2 separate regions of the Homo sapiens genome follow, and region 2 is linked to region 1. A link is a loop called in an ENCODE intact Hi-C map of the cell type or tissue named here. Cell type or tissue: Panc1. All regions are shown on one strand. Each heading gives the region's core, and the rest is flanking DNA. Links, peaks and the distances in the headings are about the cores only. Region 1 has its middle 22 kb from the start of RHOH. Region 2 has its middle 52 kb from the start of LINC02265.

Region 1 (9,713 bases), core at 523-8,522:
AAAAAAAAAAGTAAAATAACCATAAAAGAAAATAGAGGAGGAAATTAAGAAAAGACTCATATTAATGAAATTTAGAAAAGATAAAAAAATCTCTGAAAAAAGAGAAACGTCTTATGAATTTGAGGGTAAAAAGCTTTTAAAAATTAAAATATACATTTAACTCAATAATTGTGTCTATAATTTTCATGGAAATAAAAACATAAATTTCAAGATATATACCCTTAATCATTCAGTTTTTTTAGGGGGCCTACTTACTATGTACACTGGTCATCCCAACTTAAGAGTCCATTGTGGTAATATATTTAAAGATTACAAATAAAAAAGAAAATGAATTAGGTAGTTGTCTAATAAGAGCACATGCAGGATGGCCGGGTGTGGTGGCTCACGCCTGTGATCCCAGCACTTTGGGAGACTGACGCAGGCAGATCACTTGAGTTTAGGAGTTGAAGACCAGCCTCGGCAACATGACGATACCCTGTCTCTACAAAAAATACAAAAATTAGCCGGGTGTGGTGGTGCGTGCCTTTAGTCCCATGCGCCACCACAGTCCCACTCTACTTGTGGGGTGCTGAGACAGGAGGATAGCTTGAATCTGGGAGGTTGAGGCTGCAGTGAGCTGAGTGGTGCCACTGAACTCCATCCTGGGTGACCAAGTGAGACCCTGTCCCCCAAAAGAAAAAGCACATGCAGGAGCTCAGTGGACCTCATCCATTTTTGTGTTCTAATTGGAAATTGTTGACTACCTTTTTTCAGCTGTATCTTTTTGGCCAGATGTTACCAAATGAGATCATTTCCTGTTCAATAGCTCTATCAGGTTATGCATTAACTTAAATGATTGAGTTAATATGTCATGGGCCATTTAAGACAGTGCAATTGTATTTCACATATCCTCATTTTGCTCAATGATGTATTTTCTATTTTGGTTCCTCTTTGATATGTTGGAAAGGGATTGAAACTAGGAGATAAGTGATATGGAAAAGGCTTTTACATGTTTATGATTGAGAGATTTATTTACTTTCTTGGCAACTTGTTTGAGAATACAGTTTTAATATTTCAGCAAAAGCAGATTGGTGTATATTTTATTTAGGGATGCCCAGTTTAATGATTGTATCAGTTATATTGGAGTTTGGTCAAGGCATTTAGGTATATTTAGCCTATCTTGCTAGGTTGCATATTTAAAGGACTGGGCTTCCACTTTTCTCAGTCTATCTTCTGCCCTTCGCAAGTTCTTCCAACGTGAAGTGCCAGGGCATGCTGTCACTTTCATCGTTTGTCCATCCCTTCTGCCAAAAACTAGCCAGGAAACCAGGAGACGAGCTCTAGGAGAAGGCTGCCAATACCACTGGCAGAAAGAGAGTGCCATCTTGTTTTCTACTTATTGCTGTTGAGCCTGGTGTTGGTGCTACCTTTGCTTCCCAGGGTAATGCTGTGTGGTGATTCCCGTGCAACATGGCCAGAGAAGCATTTCAGTGTTGTCTGATGACACTTAGGTTCAGCTTTGGATCATCCCCTGTGATGTGGCTGGGTGTTATGGCTTGAATTATGTTCCCCCAAAATTCATATGTTGAAGTCCTAACCCCCAGTACTCCTGAATGTGATCTTAATTGGAGGTATTCTTTACAGAAGTAATCTAGTTGGATTAGTCAGGGTTCTCTAGAAGGACAGAACTAATAGGATAGATATCTACATAAAGGGGAGTTTATAAGGAGTATTGACTCATATGATCACAAGGTGAGACCCCACAGTAGGCCATCTGCAGGCTGAGGAACAAGGAAGCCAGTCGAGTTCCAAAACCTCAAAAGTGGGGAAGCTGACAGTGCAGCCTTCTGTCTGTAGTCAAAGTTCCAAGAGTCCCAGAGCTGATGGATGTGGAGTCTGATGTTCGAGGGCAGGAAGCATCCAGCACAGGAGAAAGATGGAGGCCGGGAGACTAAGCCAGTCTAGTCTTTTTCTGAGATGGAGTCTCACTCTGTCGCTCAGGCTGGAGTGCAGTAGGCGCGATCTCAGCTCACTGCAACCTCCACCTCCTGGGTTCAAGTGATTCTTGTGCCTCAGCCTCCTCAGTAGCTGGGATTATAGGCATGCGCCACCACACCTGGCTAATTTTTTGTATTTTTAGTAGAGATGGGGTTTCATCATGTTGGCCAGACTAGTCTCGGTCTTGAACTCCTGACCTCAAGTGATCTGCCCACCTCGGCCTCCCAAAATGCTGGAATTTACTGGTGTGAGCCATCACACCCTGCCAACAATCTAGTCTTTTCATGTTCTTCTGCCTGCATTTATTCTGGCAGGCAGATTAGATTGGCAGCTGATTAGATTGTGCCTACCCAGATTGAGGGTGAGTCTGCCTTTCCCAGTGCACTGACTCAAATTTTAATTTCCTTTGGCAACATCCTCACAGACACCCCCAGGAACAACACTTTGCATCCTTCAATCCAGTCAAGTTGACACTCAATATTAACCACCACACAAGTTAAAATGGGGGTAATTTGGGTGGACCCTAATCCAATGTGACTGGTGTCCTTATAAAAAGGAGGAATTTGGACACAGAGATAGCCACAGAGGGAAGATGATGTGAAGAGACACAGGAAGAAGACACCACACAGGCAAGGAGAGAGGCCTGGAACAGCTGCCTCCCTTGCAGCCCTCAGAAGGCACTAGCCCTGCTGACACTTCGATTTTGGAATTTAGCCTCCAGAACTATGAGATGATAAATTTCTCTGAAGCCACCCATTCTGTGGCACTTTGCTACTGTAGCCCTAGCAAACTAATACAGTGAGGTTGGATCAGTTCAACTCAGCAGTGTGTTTGAATCTGTGAATGACCATTTCACTGCAATCTTCCCAACAATGTGTTTTATAATATCTTAAAATCTCCAAATCTTCAGCACATGCCTGGCTAAAGTAATATTACTGTTTGTTAAATAAACAAAGGAATGGTTACATTGAATCTACGAACTTTTTTGCTTTTTTTTTGCAAAAGCACCACCCAGTATTCCCTGTAAGTATCTTTGAAATTATGTCCAGTTGACACCGCCTTGCTGTTGACAGTTTGCTCCCCTAACTTCCCCTGCCATTGTCCCCATCCCTCTACCCCCAGCCCAGAATAAAAAAGGATCTTTGTGGTCATCTAACTCTACTATCACCATCAGTAGAGGACATCTCTTGCGCATCAGGCCAACTTCCCCTTGAACCCCTTGTCCCCTTAGAGGGGCTAGTTTAGGAAACCTCTGTTCTCCCACCTCAGCAAATTGCTCAGATCCTGGGTATGGACAAATTGGCCACCCAAAATTGCAAAAGGTAGCTGATTACCCTAAATGCAGGAACTCCCTGGAAAGCACCCCATGATCACAAATAGTTTTTGCTTGAATGTAGTTGGATGAAGATGAGAATGTGATCCCTGGCAAGTTAGATGCTGTGGGAATACAACCCCTGTCCTCAAGGATTTACACAATAGCAGGAAAGAAAATAGGATACTCATTGCTATACTAGGAGGCAGCATTTGTAGTACACACTACGTGAGAGGTATGAGGGAACAGAGGAAGAAGTTCATTTTGACTGGGGCAGCCAAGTAAGGCTCATGATGATGAACATCAGATGGAGGTGAAGGGAAATACGCTCTGTGCAAGGTTAACAGTGTATTCCCAAACACACCCTTCCTTGTAAAGTGAGCCTGAAAACAGGCTGACAGTCAGTGGATATACACCAGTGCAAGTGGACCAGTTAGTCACAGTCAAAGTCAAACTGTGTTCTCACTGCAGAGAGCCTGGGCCGAACTCTTGTTAAATATTTTGCATATCACCTCTATTGGCAAACCAGTATTTCCTTTTCTCTGCGTTATCACTTTCTCTTTCCTCTCTCTGCTCCCCTGTCCTCTCCTTTTACCTCCCTTTTCTTTTCTCATTTCTTTTTTTCTTTTTCCTGAACTGATGGCAAGAAATAGAAAGTACGGATTTGAAGTTTTACTCATAAACTTTTCTGGGCTTATTTCTAATTATAAAAGTAATAATGCTTGTGAGAAAAAAACACTAAAACTACAAAAAAAGGTATAAAGCAGAAGAAATTTGAAGTCTTTATTAATCTCATTGAAAACAAACAACTGGATAGCTATTGTCAAAAAGACGAGAGGCTGGGTACAGTGGCTCATGCCTAATTCCAGCACTTTGGGAGGCTGAGGCGGGAGGATTGCTTGAGTCTAGGAGTTCGAGACCAGCCTGGGCAAAATAGCAAGACACTGTCTCTACAAAAAATAAAAAAATTAACCCGATGTGGTAGTGCATGCCTGTAGTCCCAGCTGCTTGGGAGGCTGAGGCAGGAGAATCACTTGAGCCTAGGAGATGGAGGCTGCAGTGAGCCGTGATCATTTAAAGAAATTAAAAATAGAATTACTAGATGAGCCAGCAATCCCTCTTCTAGGCATATACCCAAAGAAAATGAAATTACCACCTCATGAAGATATCTGGACTCCATGTTCATTGCAGCATTACTTACAGTAGCCAGGATGTGGAAACAACCTAAGTGTGTGTTGAAGAATGGATTAAAAAAACTGCTGGCCAGGTGCGGTGGCTCACGCCTGTAATCCCAGTACTTTGGGAGGCTGAGGTGGGTGGATCATTTGAGGTCAGGAGTTTGAGACCAGCCTGGCCAACATGGTGAAACCCTGTCTCTACTAAAAATGCAAAAATTAGGCGGTGTAGTGGTGCGCACCTGTCATCCCAGTTACTCGGGAGGCTGGGGCAAGAGAATCGCTTGAGCCTGGGAGGCAGGGGTTGCAGTGAGCCGAGATCGCGCCACTGCACTCCAGTCTGGGCGACAGAGTGAGATGCTGTCACAAAACAAACAAAACTGTGCTTAGTGTTCACAGCAGTTTGGGAGGAAAAAAAGAAAAACTGTGCTATAGATAGACTCTGGGATATTATTCAGCCTAAAAAAAAAAAAAAGGAGATCCTGCCATTTGCTGCCACGTGGGAACCTGAAGGACATTATGTTAAGTAAAATAAGCCAGTCACAGAAAGAAAAGTACTGCTTGGTCTCACTTGCATGTAAAATTTTGTTTTGTTTTGTTTTTTCAAAGACAGTCTCATTCTGTTGCCCAAACTGGAGTGCAGTGGCACAATGAGAACTCACTGCAGCCTAGAATTCCTGGCCTCAAGCAATCCTCCTGCCTCAGCCTCCCTAGTAGCTGGGACTATAGGTGCATGCCACTGTGCCTGGCTAAGTTTGTTTTTTTTATGGTAAAGACAGGGTCTCGGTGTGTTACCCATGTTACCCAGGCAGGTTTGGAACTCCTGGCCATATGTGCGTCAGCTTCCCAAAGTGCTAGGATTATAGGCATGAGCCACCAAGCCTGGTATATATGTGAAATATAGAAAAAAAAAAAAAAAAGCCAAATATACAAAGACAATAAAATAGTGATTACCTGGGGCAGGGTGGGAGGTAGGAAGTAGGGAGATAGAGGATGGGGGGATACAAAGTAGCAGACACCTGGGATGAACCAGTCTGGAGATCTGATGCAAAACATGAGAACTGTAGGTAATAATAATGTATTGTATTCAAAAGAAAAACAACTGGCGGGTCACTGAGGCTCATGCCTGTAATCCCAGCACTTCGGGAGGCCGAGGTGGGCGGCTCTTCTGAGACCAGCCTGGGCAACAAGGCAAAGCCCTGTTTCTACCAAAAAATACAAAAAGTAGCAGGGCGTGGTGGCGGGCGCCTGTGGTCCCAGCCACTCGGGAGGCTGAGGCAGGAAAATCGCTCTCAAACTCAGGTAACGGAGGTTGCAGTGAGCCGAGATTGCGCCCCTGCACTCCAGCCTGAGCAACAGAGACTCGTCTCAAGAAAAAAAAAAAAAAAAAAAAGGCCTGTATTCCCAGCACTTTGGGAGGCCGAGGTGGGTGGATCACGAGGTCAGGAGATCGAGACCATCTTGGCTAACACGGTGAAACCCCGTCTCTACTAAGAATACAAAAAATTAGCCGGGCGCGGTGGCGGGCGCCTGTAGTCCCAGCTACTTGGGAGGCTGAGCCAGGAGAATGGCGTGAACCCGGGAGGCAGAGATTGCAGTGAGTTGAGATCGGGCCACTGCAATCCAGCCTGGGCGACAGAGCGAGACTCCGTCTCAAAAAAAAAAAAAAAAAGAGAAAGAAAAAAAACAAATTTTGATGATTTTCCTATCCAGCCTCTCTGCTGTGTATATAAACATTTAAATAGTTGTGATCATATTTTATAAATATGTATCTTTGCAATGATGAAAAATGATTTTTCATCTTGCAATGATTTTGCAAGATAAAAAAGTTAAACCATCTTTTCTGAGGTTCTAAAAAGAAATAGTTACAAACATATAATAATAACATAATTTATTTTCCTGTTGTTGGACATTCATGCTGATCAAAATCTTCACTAAGAATATGAACATCTATCCTTATTTTTGTTTCCAAAAGTAGATTCTTAGATTAATTTTTGTCCCTTATATCTCCCTTTCTTTGATTAGATCATTGTTCATCATACAAGGAGTGGAGAGTGTATAGTTTTGACAAAAGTACTCCCGAGGTGATTCTGATAAGCATGCCTCCCTCTCCCCCAACTCCAGTTAAGAAATGTAGGATTAAGGCACTGAAGTCACTCTGTGGCGACTGGGAGAAAACACGAGAACAGTAACCGTAACAAATGCCTGAATAATTGTGATACTCTTTTCTCACTGAGTTAATTATTCAAGCTCCCTGTGCTAGAATTCACAGTCAAAGCAGATGTCCCTGAGACAGCCATGTGGGAGAGGGTCCCTGAAGAAACTCCACCCAACCTGCCCACTGAGGTGGAGCCTCGGGAAGTTCATGCTGTTTGCAGCAGGGAGGAACCTGGCCCCTCCTCTTCCTGGGTAGAACCTGGGATTCAAACTGCGTGCGGGAAGCGCTCTAGCAGGAGACTCTGGCCTTTCGGGGGATCCCTGTTTTCCCCCGCTTTTTTCCCTTTTCACCCAATAAAATCCTTTTCTCATCCTTTAAACCGTCTGCAAGCCTACATTTTCGTGGCTGTGGGACGGATAAGAACCCCCTCTTTGGCGGAATTAAGGAAGAGTCCTGCAACATCAACCAAGAGTATTTTTGCAGCAGACAGCAGTGGAAAGCTAGCCTGCTTCTCTGTCTTCCAGAACTTTCCTCCAATGACCAACCTGGAGGGGGTCGTGCCTAGCTAAAGCTCAACTCTGAACACAGAATTCACACAGTATTTCATGTTTCTATTGATTATGAAAGGAAACAGATAACTAGGTTCTTTGGGAGATAACAGGTGATCTGGTACCATGCAGAGGGAAGGAAGGGAGGGAAAGGGAATTTGTAGTTGTTTTGCTTTTTAAATACTTCTTCCTGGGCCCGGCACGGTGGTTCACGCCTGTAATACCAGCACTTTGGGAGGCCGAAGCAGGTGGATCACCTGAGGTCAGGAGTTCGAGATTAGCTTGGCCAACATGGTGAAACCCCGTTTCTACTAAAAATACAAAAATTAGCTGCGCATGGTGGCAGGTGCCTGTAATCCCAGCTACTCTGGAGGCTGAGGCAGGAGAATTGCTTAAACCCCGGAGGCAGAGATTGCAGTGAGCTGAGATCAAGCCACTGTACTCCAGCCTGGGTGACAGAGCAAGACTCTGTCTCAAAAAATAAAATAAATAAGAAGAAAAAAAATAAAGACTTCTACCTCAACTAGAGCACAGACTCCGTGTGAGGATATCTGATTTTCAGTATCAAATGCTCTCATTTTCTAGTGTCAGATCCCTCATTTGTAGAGTGTAAGGCTTTGGCTCTCTTTACGGCTGCTCCCAGCTCTAATGTTCTTCCATCTTCTCTGCAGTCATCTCACATGCAGGGCTCTTTAGGGGACAGCAACTTTATTTTCACAAATCTTACATAGCCCAGGTGCCTGCATGGGTTCACTCTGTCCTTTGAATAAAATAGTCTCAAATAAATGCTTTTGTTATGAAATGAGAGCAACAGAAAACAGAAAGATGAGGCATTTAACTTAAGCAACCAGAAAAAAACAAAAACAAAAAAACAGTAAGTAGAAAGTAAGGTGCCTGTAATCCTAGCTACTCAGGAGGCTGAGGCAGGAGAATCGCTTGAACCCAGGAGGCGGAGGTTGCAGTGAGCCGAGATCATGCCACTGCACTCCAGCCTGGGTGACAGAGCGAGACTGGGTCCAACAAACAAACAAACAAAGAACCCAACAAAACAAAACAAAACAGGAGGATGAATTCTTTGCTCAGAAATGTGTACAATCTAAAAACAATCTTTACCTTTCTCTCAACTGTCAGTGTCAACACAAATGGGATAGAATCAGAAATGAATAAATTGGAAAATAATGATAAAGCAAGAGTTAGCAAGTAAAATCAAAAGTTGTTCCTTTAAGATATATAAATGTTGTAGGAAAACCTCCGGCAAGACTACTCCCCCGCCCCGCCACCAAAACAAAAAAAAAAAGAAAAGAAAAACCTTCATCTTTAGGCACAAGAAAGGTACTCACAGATATGAAAGAGATTGAAGAATTGTAACTAGTGGTACTTGGGCAGCATGTACCTTTCTGGTAGATTTCAATGATTATTAACGTGGGCATACTTTATCATTGTAAAAAACAATCACCACTCTTGGTCTTCCAGCTACCATGCTTAACAAGGACAATATCCAGCTCTCTAGATAACGAAATAAGTTGCCCAGGACAAAACAAAGTTTTGGAAAGGTTTGAACAGACTCCGTCTGCACAGTTTCCTTGAGACATGCGAAATGTGTAGGGAACGAACTTCCTTTCAATATGAGCACACATTTGCCTTCCATGGGATAAGACATGCTTAGTGCAGCTGCTGTCGGAGAGCTCTGTCAGGGCAAGACTCACAGTTGAAACTCCCTGCCTCAAGTTCTTGTATTTGCTTAAACCTGGCTGAGTTTTTGCAGCTGGTACTTCTATTTGATTTGCAGTGTGACACTGCCCTTCTCATTTTCTGTCTTTGTGGTTGCCGATTTTTCATTTTTATTGATAGCAGCAGGTGGCAGAAAGCATAAGACCATTATAAGGAATGGATGTATTTGTGGAGCATTTATTTATGGGTCCTAGTAGATATTAAAACGTTTTGGAGGCTGGGCGCAGCAGCTCATGCCTGTAATCCCAGCAGTTTGGGAGGCCGAGGCGGGCAGATCACAAGGTCAGGAGATCGAGACCATCCTGGCTAACATGGTGAAACCCTGACTCTACTAAAAGTACAAAAAAATTTAGCTGGGTGTGGTGGCTGACGCCTGTAGTCCCAGCTACTTGGGAGGCTGAGGCAGGAGAATGGCATGAACCCGGGAGGCAGAGCTTGCAGTGAGCCAAGATCGAGCCACTGCACTCCAGCCTGGGCGACAGAGTGAGACTCCATCTCAACAAACAAACAAACAAACAAACGAAAAACATTTTGGAAAACTACCATTGAGTCACAGCAAAACTAATAGTAGCTAATGTTTATTGAAATCTTCTGTGTTGCAAGAGGGTGCTAAGCAGTTGGTATGTACTAATTCATTTAATCCTCACAACAGCCATAAGAGGTGTAGAGGCTATTATTATCCCCATTTAACAGTTGAGGAAACTGAGGCACATGGAAATTAAATAATTTTCCTGAGGTTACACAGCATAATCAAGATTTAAACTTGGGCAGGTTGGTGCCAGAGACTGTGCTCTTAACCATTATATTATTGC
Region 2 (9,713 bases), core at 519-8,518, 81 kb after region 1:
GTGATGATGAGAGCTTGGCAGTCTTCCTACGGGAGCTTCCTTTTGTCATTCTTCCCATAATAAAATCTCAGGTAATTCACGTCCCACTGTCCTGGCTGCTCTCTGCTTGCTGCCCCCACTCTTCCATTTCCATCTTTCACCTTTCCCTGCCCTCCTCTGGGCCTGGGAGACTAACCGTGTGGACTGAATCACCCGCATCTCTTCCTGCCTGGCTTCCACTTGAATTCAGCCAGTGGACACTCTGGCAGGAAATCAGAGGGTAGCAGGGGAGAACAGTTGGCTGTTTTTTCCCTATGCGTTTCTGGCTTTGGTGCTACTTATTTGGCAATAGTCATGAGTCCCTCCGTGGCTCCAGCTCCTACTGGGAAGTTTCTCTTCCATGGCTCCAGCTTCGGCCGGGCGTGGTGGCTCACGCGTGTAATCCCAGCAATTTGGGAGGCCGAGGCGGGTGGATCATGAAGTCAGGAGATCGAGCCCATCCTGGCTAACACGGTGAAACCCCGCCTGTACTAAAAATACAAAAAAAAAATTAGCCGGGCGCGGTGGCAGGCGCCTGTAGTCCCAGCTACTCGGGAGGCTGAGGCAGGAAAATGGCGTGAACCTGGAAGCCAGAGCTTGCAGTGAGCGGAGATCGCGCCAGTGCACTCCAACCTGGGCGACAGAGCCAGACTCTGTTTCAAAAAACAAAACAAAACAAAACAAAACAAAACAAAACAAAACAACATGGCTCCAGCTTCTACTGGGCTCTAGGGCAGTGCTTCCTCTCCTCGCCCTCAACCCTATGGGGGGTAATGGCTTCCTGCTGGTCCTTGTCTTTGGATGCAGCAGCATCCTTAATGTGGTCCTTTGATCCTGACCTAAGTAGTGCTTTCATTCAAGTCTCTTCATTTGAATCACCTGGAATAAATTTCATTTCCTGTAGGACTCTGAGTGATACACTCATTAGTCATCTACATAGTCTGTCATTAAATGATTACTCAAATCCCTACTGAAGGATATGAGTTGCAGGTCTGGGCAACTGCCTTTTCCTGAGCCTCAAAACCTACGAAATACCACTCTTAACATCTATTTGCTTGGAAGAGAAAGGAGGAGTTTGGTTAATTCTAATCTGAATGAACAAAAGAATAGTTCTGGGATAGCAACATTCAAAAATTGTGGATCTTCTAACAATATATTTATATTCAAGAAGCTCTGCTATTATCCATAATATATAAAGAACAACTATAAATCAATAAGAAAAATAGCCCAGTTTTAAACCGGATATTTCCCAGAAGAAAAAATACACATGACCAATAAGCACTGGAAAAGGTGCTTCTTCTCACTTGAACTCAGGGGAATGAAAACAAAACCTATCCACAAAATACCATTTTCAAACCACCATATTGGCAAGGGAATTCAAAAATATGACATTGGCTGGGCATGGTGGCTCATGCCTATAATCCCAGCACTTTGGGAGGCTGAGCCTGCCCAACATGGTGAAACCCCGTCTCTACTAAAAATACAAAATTAGCCTGGCATGGTGGCGCATGCCTGTAATCCCAGCTACTCGAGAGGCTGAGGCAGGAGAATAGCTTGAACCTGGGAGGTGGAGGTTGCAGTGAGCCGAGATTGAGCCACTGCACTCCAGCCTGGGTTACAGAGCAAGACTCTGTCTCAAAAAAAAAAAAAAAAAAAAAAAAAAAAATTAGCAGATATGGTGGCATGTGCCTGTAGTCCTAGCTACTGGGGAGGCTGAGGCAGAAGAATCACTTGAACCTGGGAGGCAGAGATTGCAGTGAGCTGAGATCACATCATTGCACTCCATCCTGGGCAACAGAGCAAGACTCTGTCTCAAAAAAAAAAAAAAAAAAAAAGAAAAAGAAAAGAAAAGCATGACACTATTGACCATTAATAAGGAAATGAAACAATAGGAACTCAGATGCTGCTTGCAGGAGTGTAAATTGGCATAAAATTTTGGCATTAGTAGTGTTGAATATCCTATACTCTTAACCCAGAAATTTCATGCTCTAGAGATATGTTGGCATAGATTTTCTGGGAGACATATACGAAAATGTTATTAGTAGCATTGTAGATAATAGCAAAAACTAGAAATGACCCAATGGCATCAACAGAGAATGGCTAAAAAATGGTGTATTCACCCATGGAATATTATGCAGCAATAAAAAAGAATACATTTTAGCTATACATATCAATATGAACGAGCATAGACAATGTTGAAAGAAAAAAGCAAGTAGTAAAATAATATATGGAGTATGATTTCACTTATATGAAGTTCAAATGCAAGCAAAACATAATAGTGTTAGGGTTAAAAATGGTTTTCTGCCAAGTGTGATGGCTCACGCCTGTAATCCCAGCACTTTGGGAGGCTGAGGCAGGCGGATCACGAGGTCAAGAGATGGAGACCATCCTGGCCAACATGGTGAAACCCTGTCTCTACTAAAAATACAAAAATCAGCTGGGCGTGGTGGCGCATGCCTGTAGTCCCAGCTACTCAGGAGGCTGAGGCAGGAGAATTGCTTGAACCAGGGAGGGGGAGGTTGCAGTGAGCTGAGATCGCGCCAGTGCACTCTAGCCTGGAGATAGAGCGAGACTTCGTCTCAAAAAAAAAAAAATTGTTTTAAACACAGAAATCATTAAAGTAAGTGATTACCTCTTCTGGTCCCGGGGTGTCACAGGTATTGGTAATGTTCTATTTTTAAGTTTGGGACATAGGCACTTGAGTGTTCATTGATTTTTTCCTATTATTTATTCTTCAAAATATCCAGATATATTTTATGTATTCTTTTGTGTGTATGATATAATTAATTAAAAAAATTTAAAGTTTGGGTTCTAAAGCAAAACTGTCTGAACTTGAATCTCAGCTCTGCCACTCACTAGGCTCTACAGCCTTGTGTAAGTTAACTAACCTCTTTGTGTGTCAGTTTCCTCATCTGTAAAATGGAGAAAATAACATAGTGAGCATTAAAGGAGCTAATGTGGGTAAAGGCTACACTATGTCTAGTACAATAAATGGCAGCTATGTCATTCTACTGTTATACACCTCAGAGCTGGCAGGATTCTACTGTTTATGGATGAAGACACAGGTATTGAGACCATTGCCTGACCTGCCTAAGCCCACAAATTGGTGGTAGACCCAGACCACCTCACTCGTCCTACTCTTTGCTGCTCTTTTCTGTAAACTTCCTAAGAAGAGAGGAACCTGGGGTTTTTACTTGTTCGCTTTTCATACACTTGCTTTTCAACCCATGTTTGCTGTACTTGAATTCTTTCTAGTATTGTTTCTTAGCACAAATAGGTAACTTTCAATATCTCACAGAAGGGATCAACAGAGGCTCAGTCCCTTATCGTATGTGAAGACATCTCCATTCACTTGTTTATTTACTCAGAATGTACTGAGTTCTTTAGGTTCTTTACGGGGTTTATTCAGAGAAAGTGGAGGACTCAGTGACTCACAGAGCATCTCTCCATAGCTGGACTTGCCGTGTTGTTTCCTAATTATTTACTTGTGTTTCTATCATTGCACCTTGGCCTTAGTGTCAAGCTGTGCAATAGCCAAAGTTCCCGCTTTCATAGAGTTTAAGGATTTAATTAGGGATAGGGGTGTGAACAGTAGTTATAAAATAAACAGATAAGATCAATGTAGCTGGGTGCAGTGGCTCACGCCTGTAATCCCAGCACTTTGGGAGGCCGAGGCGGGTGGATCATGAGGTCAGGAGATCGAGACCATCCTGGCTAACACAGTGAAACCCTGTCTCTACTAAAATACAAAAAATTAGCCAGGCATGGTGGTGGGCGCTTGTAGTCCCAGCCACTTGGGAAGCTGAGGCACGAGAATCGCTTGAATCCAGGAAGCGGAGGTTTCAGTGAGCCGAGATCATGCAACTGCACTCCAGCCTGGGCGACAGAAAGAGACTCTGTCTCAAAAAAAAAAAAAAGAACAATGAACAATGTAGATGGATGTTCGGTGCTATTAAGAAAATAAATTAGGAAAAGGGAGAGAGGATATTTAGCATTTTGGTAGGATAGGGAGGCCTGATAGAGCAGAGGCCCGAATGATGTTGACAGACCACATCAGTGATCTGGTTTTAACACAAACAACCTCTTTGTAAAAGAAAGCAGGCTTAGGTTTTTCCCTATTGCCCTGCGAGGGACACACATGCTTTTTACCATGATGAGTGTTCAATATTGCACAGCACCCTCCAGCAGTGACTGCCTTCATTGGGGATTCTAATCCATCTGTCTGCCTGCTGGGAATGACTGAATTGGGGCAGTTTGAGGGGATGGATTATCAAATAGAGCAGAACAGAAAATTGGCATGATTCATAGAACCAGGGTGGTGCTGGGGGGTTACACAGGCAAGCGGTTTCTAATGGATTCTGCACAAAAGGAAGGAAATGACTAGAACTCAGGGCCTACATAGGACTCAGAGTGAAGACCTCGCCTGCAGGGCCCTGAGGAGAGATTCCAAGAATCTGCAGGCTGAGCATGTGTGCTTGTGGCAGCACAGGGTTGAGAAGCAGCGAGGCTGCAGCTTGCTGGAGCCCAACTATTGATGCAGTTGAACGTCCTTTGTAGCCTTGTTTAAATAGAACATAATAAGGCGGCACAGTCTGTCTGTAGAACTTTTACACTAATTGAAACAGATATGGGTGCAATTTACAAGTGAGTCACCAGAGCTAACCCAAGGGCAGTTGTTGCATCGTAGATCTGTTGTCTTGGGGAATTGACTTACTGAGGTGTTGGACTGAAGATATTTTTTTAAAAAGTTTTCAGACAGCCCTAGGTAAATCACTGCACATGTGTACTTCTCAAATACATCTCCTCCCTCTCCCCTTTCTCTTCCTCCTCTTCATCGCTTCTGTCTGCAGCCCGGGGGTACCTCTCTCACCCAACTTTGATTGCTCTAGCATCAAACAGTGCTGTGCCCATAGTAATGCTGAACCACATTTCTTAAGTGAATCAATCCTCACAGTCATCAACTCCACACATTAATTCATTTAGTACTTTAAAATTTTCCAAAGTGCTTTTCCTTGTCTTATTATAACAATTGCCAGCATTTGGTCAGCACTCTAGAGGTTATAAAGTACTTTGTGTACACTGTCTCCTATGACATCACAGCAATGCTGTGGGTTATTATTACTTGACTCATTTTGCAGGCAAGGAAGCTAAGGTTCAGGAATGCTAAATGACTCATCTGTGACCATGTAACTAATGCTTGGCAGAATCAGGATTTGTACTTAGATCTCTTGCTCCAAACTCCCTTTTTTCCATTCGATGATGCTTTCATCTGATGCTCTGGATGACCCTGTGAGGTGTTAGTGTAAGAGATGAGGTCCAGGAGGGTGACATGGCTCATCCAGGCCACACACATGCACTCACTGACCAGAAGTGAGGTCTTCCATCCAAGCCTTGGCTGTCACTATTTTCACCCTTATTGTCAGAGCATATTTTTTTAACTGAACCCACTTACTGTGTGGTTGTCTGCTAGGCATTCATTGAGTAAACAGATATTGATGCTATCTCTGTTTAACAAATGGAAAAGTCAGAAAGAAGGAAATAATCCATAAATCCAGGCCTCAAACTGTATTTACCTTACTTCTCTGGATACTGCATGCAAACCCATACAATTTTTTTTTAATCTCTTGTTAGTGTAGATCCTTTCATTGAGCTCAAACCTAAATCAACATGGCAGAACATTTTCCCCGGCTTCTCTGTTATTTACTGGACTCCCATTTTTTGGAGTTGAAGGGGACCTCAGGGAGGATTTAGCCCAATCCTATCATCTTACAGATGAAGAAACTGACTCTCCTCTTTGCCCAAGACACACAGATGGCTTTGGGCAAGTCGGGACTTGAGGGCCAGGCTTTGGCTCCCAAGGGCTCTCACTTGTTCCTGCAGGCCTCAGAACTTCCAGCCTCTAACATGGAGCTTTGGACTCTGCCTATTCGTTTCAGGTTTCTGTGATGGAAGTTTAAAGGCTGCTGGGTGTGGTGGCTCATGCCTGTAATCCCAGCGTTTTGGGAGGCTGAAGCGAGCAGATCACCTGAGGTCAGGATTTCCAGACCAGCCTGGCCAACATAGTGAAACCCCGTCTCTACTAAAAATACAAAAGTTAGCTGGGCGTGGTGGCAGGCACCTGTAGTCCCAGCTACTTGGGAGGCTGAGGGAGGAGAATCACTTGAACCCAGGAGGGAGAGGTTGCAGCGAGCCAAGATCATACCACTGCACTCCATCCTGGGTGACAGAGAGAGACTCCATCTCAAGAAAAAAAAAAAGAAAGAAAATGTCAGAGACAAAGGCTAGCACATGAAACCAGTGAGTAGAGAACAGGAAGACACAGGACACGCCAGCCAGCCAGAGGCACTGCCTGGCTTATTAGCAATAAGCTCAACTGCTAGAGCTGTGTGTCCTGAACAACTCAGGCTGGGGCTTTGTGTGTTCAGGGGCACCCCAGAGATACTCTCCCACCCCTTTCCCCAAATGCTCCTCAGGAAAATCTGCAATCTAGCCTGGTTGGCACAAGTGAAAGAAATCATAACGGAAAGAGATTCTTTATATTGATGTCTTTCTATGTCTATCCTAAGAAAACCCACAGATATTGCACATTCATTGGTGAAAAGATTAGAAGCAATGAAACAAAATGATAATAAAAAACACTTCAATAGCTACTGTTACATCTTTTTTTGTCTCTACCATTCCAGACTTTTTCTTATCCACATATGTGTGTATTTTTACAAAAATAGGTTCGTATGGTGCAATCTGATTTGCAATCTACTTTTTTCATTTATTATATTGTGAACAGCTTTCAGTATCAGTATGTTAACGAATATACATACTCCTACACTGTGTAATGGCAGTGTGTTAGCCTAGATTTTTCCAAGGAACCTGTAACCATGTTTGTTAATTGTATCCATGGGCTTCTAAGGGGTGTGTGTGTGTGTGTATGTGTGCATGCACACATGCATATATATATATACACACACACAAATAGATATATACATACACATATATAAATAGCCTTGCTTAGACTCATAGTAATAACCTCAGATATATCCAGCACTATGTACTTTACATATATTAATTTATTTACTTATTGTAAGCACCCAAGATAAAAGTAGAATTTTCATCCACCCTTTACAGATGAGGAAACTTACTCAAGGTAAGACACTGGCATGTGGTAGAGTCAGGATTCAGTCCCGGCAACCTGGCCCCCAGCCTGGCCTCCTGACTACCACCCTTCCAATAATGGGCCCACCTATTGGGTTGCACATTCTAACTCCTTGGTTACATAAACTGGGAGGGCTTATAGGGAACATCCCAATCCTGGAAAGAAAAATCTTAGTATGACAGATGTAAAGTCCAGAGAGTTTTGTTTTTTTTTTCTGAGTCTTACTCTGTTGCCCAGGCTGGAATGCAGTGGTGTGATCTTGGCTCACTGCAACCTCCGCCTCCCGGGTTCAAGCAATCCTCCCACCTTAGCCTCCTGAGTAGCTGGGATTACAGGTGTCTGCCACCATGCCCAGCTAATTTTTGTATTTTTGGTAGAGACAGGGTTTTACCATGTTGGCCAGGCTGGTCTCCAACTCGTAACCTCAGGTGTTCTGCCTGCTTCGGCCTCCCAAAGTGCTGGGATTACAGGCATGAGCCACCGCGCCTGGCCACAGAGATTTCTTTAACTTCCTTTCAAGTCACCTGCACGTTCCTTCCAGAGTGTGGCGACCATCGGCCGGCTCTCCTCTCTCTGTCTTTGCTGCTCCTTCGCATCCCCACCCCGGCCTCCATCTTTTTCTGCCGTCCTTCTCTGCCTTTCCTGCAAGGTTGGCCTCCATGGTGAAGGTGCTGTATCAGATTCCCTTTGTCCCCGGAGGAGGCTCAAGCCTTGCGGATGACCCAGAGTAGAACAGCTAGGAAACCAACACGCCTCCCTCTTGATACTCTTGACACCAGTCAGAAGAAACTGCTGTGTGTTTTAGGCTCGCCTAGTCACTTTCCTCCATTTTAACAGACTTCCCCCCAGGAAGAAAGGGGAGGGGGCCGAGGGGAGGAAGGAAAGGAGTGGGGAAGGGGGGAAGAAAACCCCCATCCTGCCACAACACCGAGCCTCGGATTTCGCTCTGCTTCGATGCTAAGGTCTCTGATTCTCCCTGGTTCTTTCTGAAGCTTGGGGGTGGGGTAGGGAGAACACGTGCTGAGGCTTCAAGCTGCAGCACGGCTCTAAGAAGCTTCAGATGGGGAACCCTGAATGGACACCTCTAACTTCCCTCTCCTCCAGAAAAAGACTGGTCAGCTGAGGTGGGGCTGTTGTTAGGTTTGACTGGCTAAAAGTTTGTGTAGAGGGGACTCAGGGTTCCTTTCTCTGCCAGGGCATTTTCTTAGGAATGGAACCTCTCAGCTGGGCACAGTGGCTCACGCCTGTAATCACAGCACTTTGGGAGGCCGAGGCAGGCAGATCAAGGGGTTCAAGAGATCAAGACCATCCTGGCCAACATGGTGAATCCCCATCTCTACCAAAAATACAAAAACATTAGCTGGGCGTGTTGGCACACATTTGTAATCCCAGCTACTCGGGAGGCTGAGGCAGAAGAATTGCTTGAACCCAGGAGGGGCAGGCTGCAGTGAGCTGAGATCGAGCCACTGCACTCCAGCCTGGTGACAGAGAGACTCCATCTCAAAAAAAAAAAAAAAAAAAAAAAAAGGGAATGGAACCTCTCATATGCTGAAGTCTGCCCTTCCCAGCGGGTCTATTATCATCTGATTAACTGCTGTGGTGAAGAATCTTAAAATAAAACAAACAAACAAAACCCAATCACTACAGCTGTATACTGTTTAAAAGCACAGTGAATTCCAAGTCGGGGGGGTGAGGGGGAAGGACAAAGAATTCGTAGGAAAAAAAAAGAAAAAACAAAAACCAAGAACATATTAAAATGTAAATCTATTTTTTTATTATTATTATGACGCGGCATCGTCTTGGGTAAATACCCAGGGTTCATCATCTTGCGCCAAGAAGATTCAGGACATGCACACACACAAGGAATTTAGGAGTGGAGGTTTAATAGGCAAAATAAAGAGAAAGGAGAATAGCTCTTTCTCTAGTGAGAGAGAGTGCCTTCCATAAGGAAAGACAAGCCAGTGGCGGAGTGCACCGGATTTTATAGGCAGGCTGGAGGAGGCGGTGTCTGATTTACATAGGGCCCACAGATTGGTTTGATCAGGTGTGACGTTTACATAGTGCTCGGTGAAGGCTGGCCACCCCACCCTAATCTTACCATGCCATTAAATGGGCTTTCCACTTGACTTGCGCCATATTGTCTGCTCCTTACTATACACATGGCTGGCAAAGAGAAGGGAAGATGGAGCCGCCATTTTGAACATGCCTAGTCCCAGGTAGCTTTTTTCCTGCTGGCATTCACCTGTGCAAGCTTTCCACTTGCTTGTCTATGTTTGCAGCTCGATTTTACAGGCTGTTCTGTGTTAGAAAATGATTTTGGGGCTACTTTTCATTAAAAAGGAAAACCTTGCCAGGCGCTGTGGCTCACGCCTGTAATCCTGGCGCTGTGGCTCACGCCTGTAATCCCAGCACTTTGGGAGGCCGAGGCAGGTGGATCACGAGATCAGGAGATCGAGACCTTCCTGGCTAATACGGTGAAACCCTGTCTCTACTAAAAACATACAAAAAATTAGCCAGACGTGGTGGCAGGCGCCTGTAGTCTCAG

The links. Hi-C counts contacts between places; a loop is a spot of excess contacts. Peaks named below come from ENCODE experiments on the same cell type or tissue, not always from the same donor. Only the 100,000 strongest peaks of a DNase experiment are listed, where the experiment ranks them.
Region 2: a loop joins it to region 1, with 2.0 times the contacts of the local background. A loop is called at or near these places in 4 of 110 quality-filtered maps.

Annotation. Positions count from the first base shown.
Region 1 is chr4:40,169,971-40,179,683 of GRCh38, forward strand. It overlaps a transcript of N4BP2 not described here. Among named protein-coding and RNA genes, the nearest start is that of RHOH, 22 kb to the right of the region's middle. In Panc1, for the core only: no CTCF peak of the experiment used is centred there; no DNase peak of the experiment used is centred there; H3K4me3 peaks cover 897 bases; H3K27ac peaks cover 3,192 bases.
Region 2 is chr4:40,250,663-40,260,375 of GRCh38, forward strand. No RefSeq gene overlaps it. Among named protein-coding and RNA genes, the nearest start is that of LINC02265, 52 kb to the right of the region's middle. RefSeq lists enhancers at 1-1,117, 7,370-8,148. In Panc1, for the core only: no CTCF peak of the experiment used is centred there; DNase peaks (open chromatin) are centred at 973, 4,700, 4,886 and 5,269; H3K4me3 peaks cover 222 bases; H3K27ac peaks cover 7,344 bases.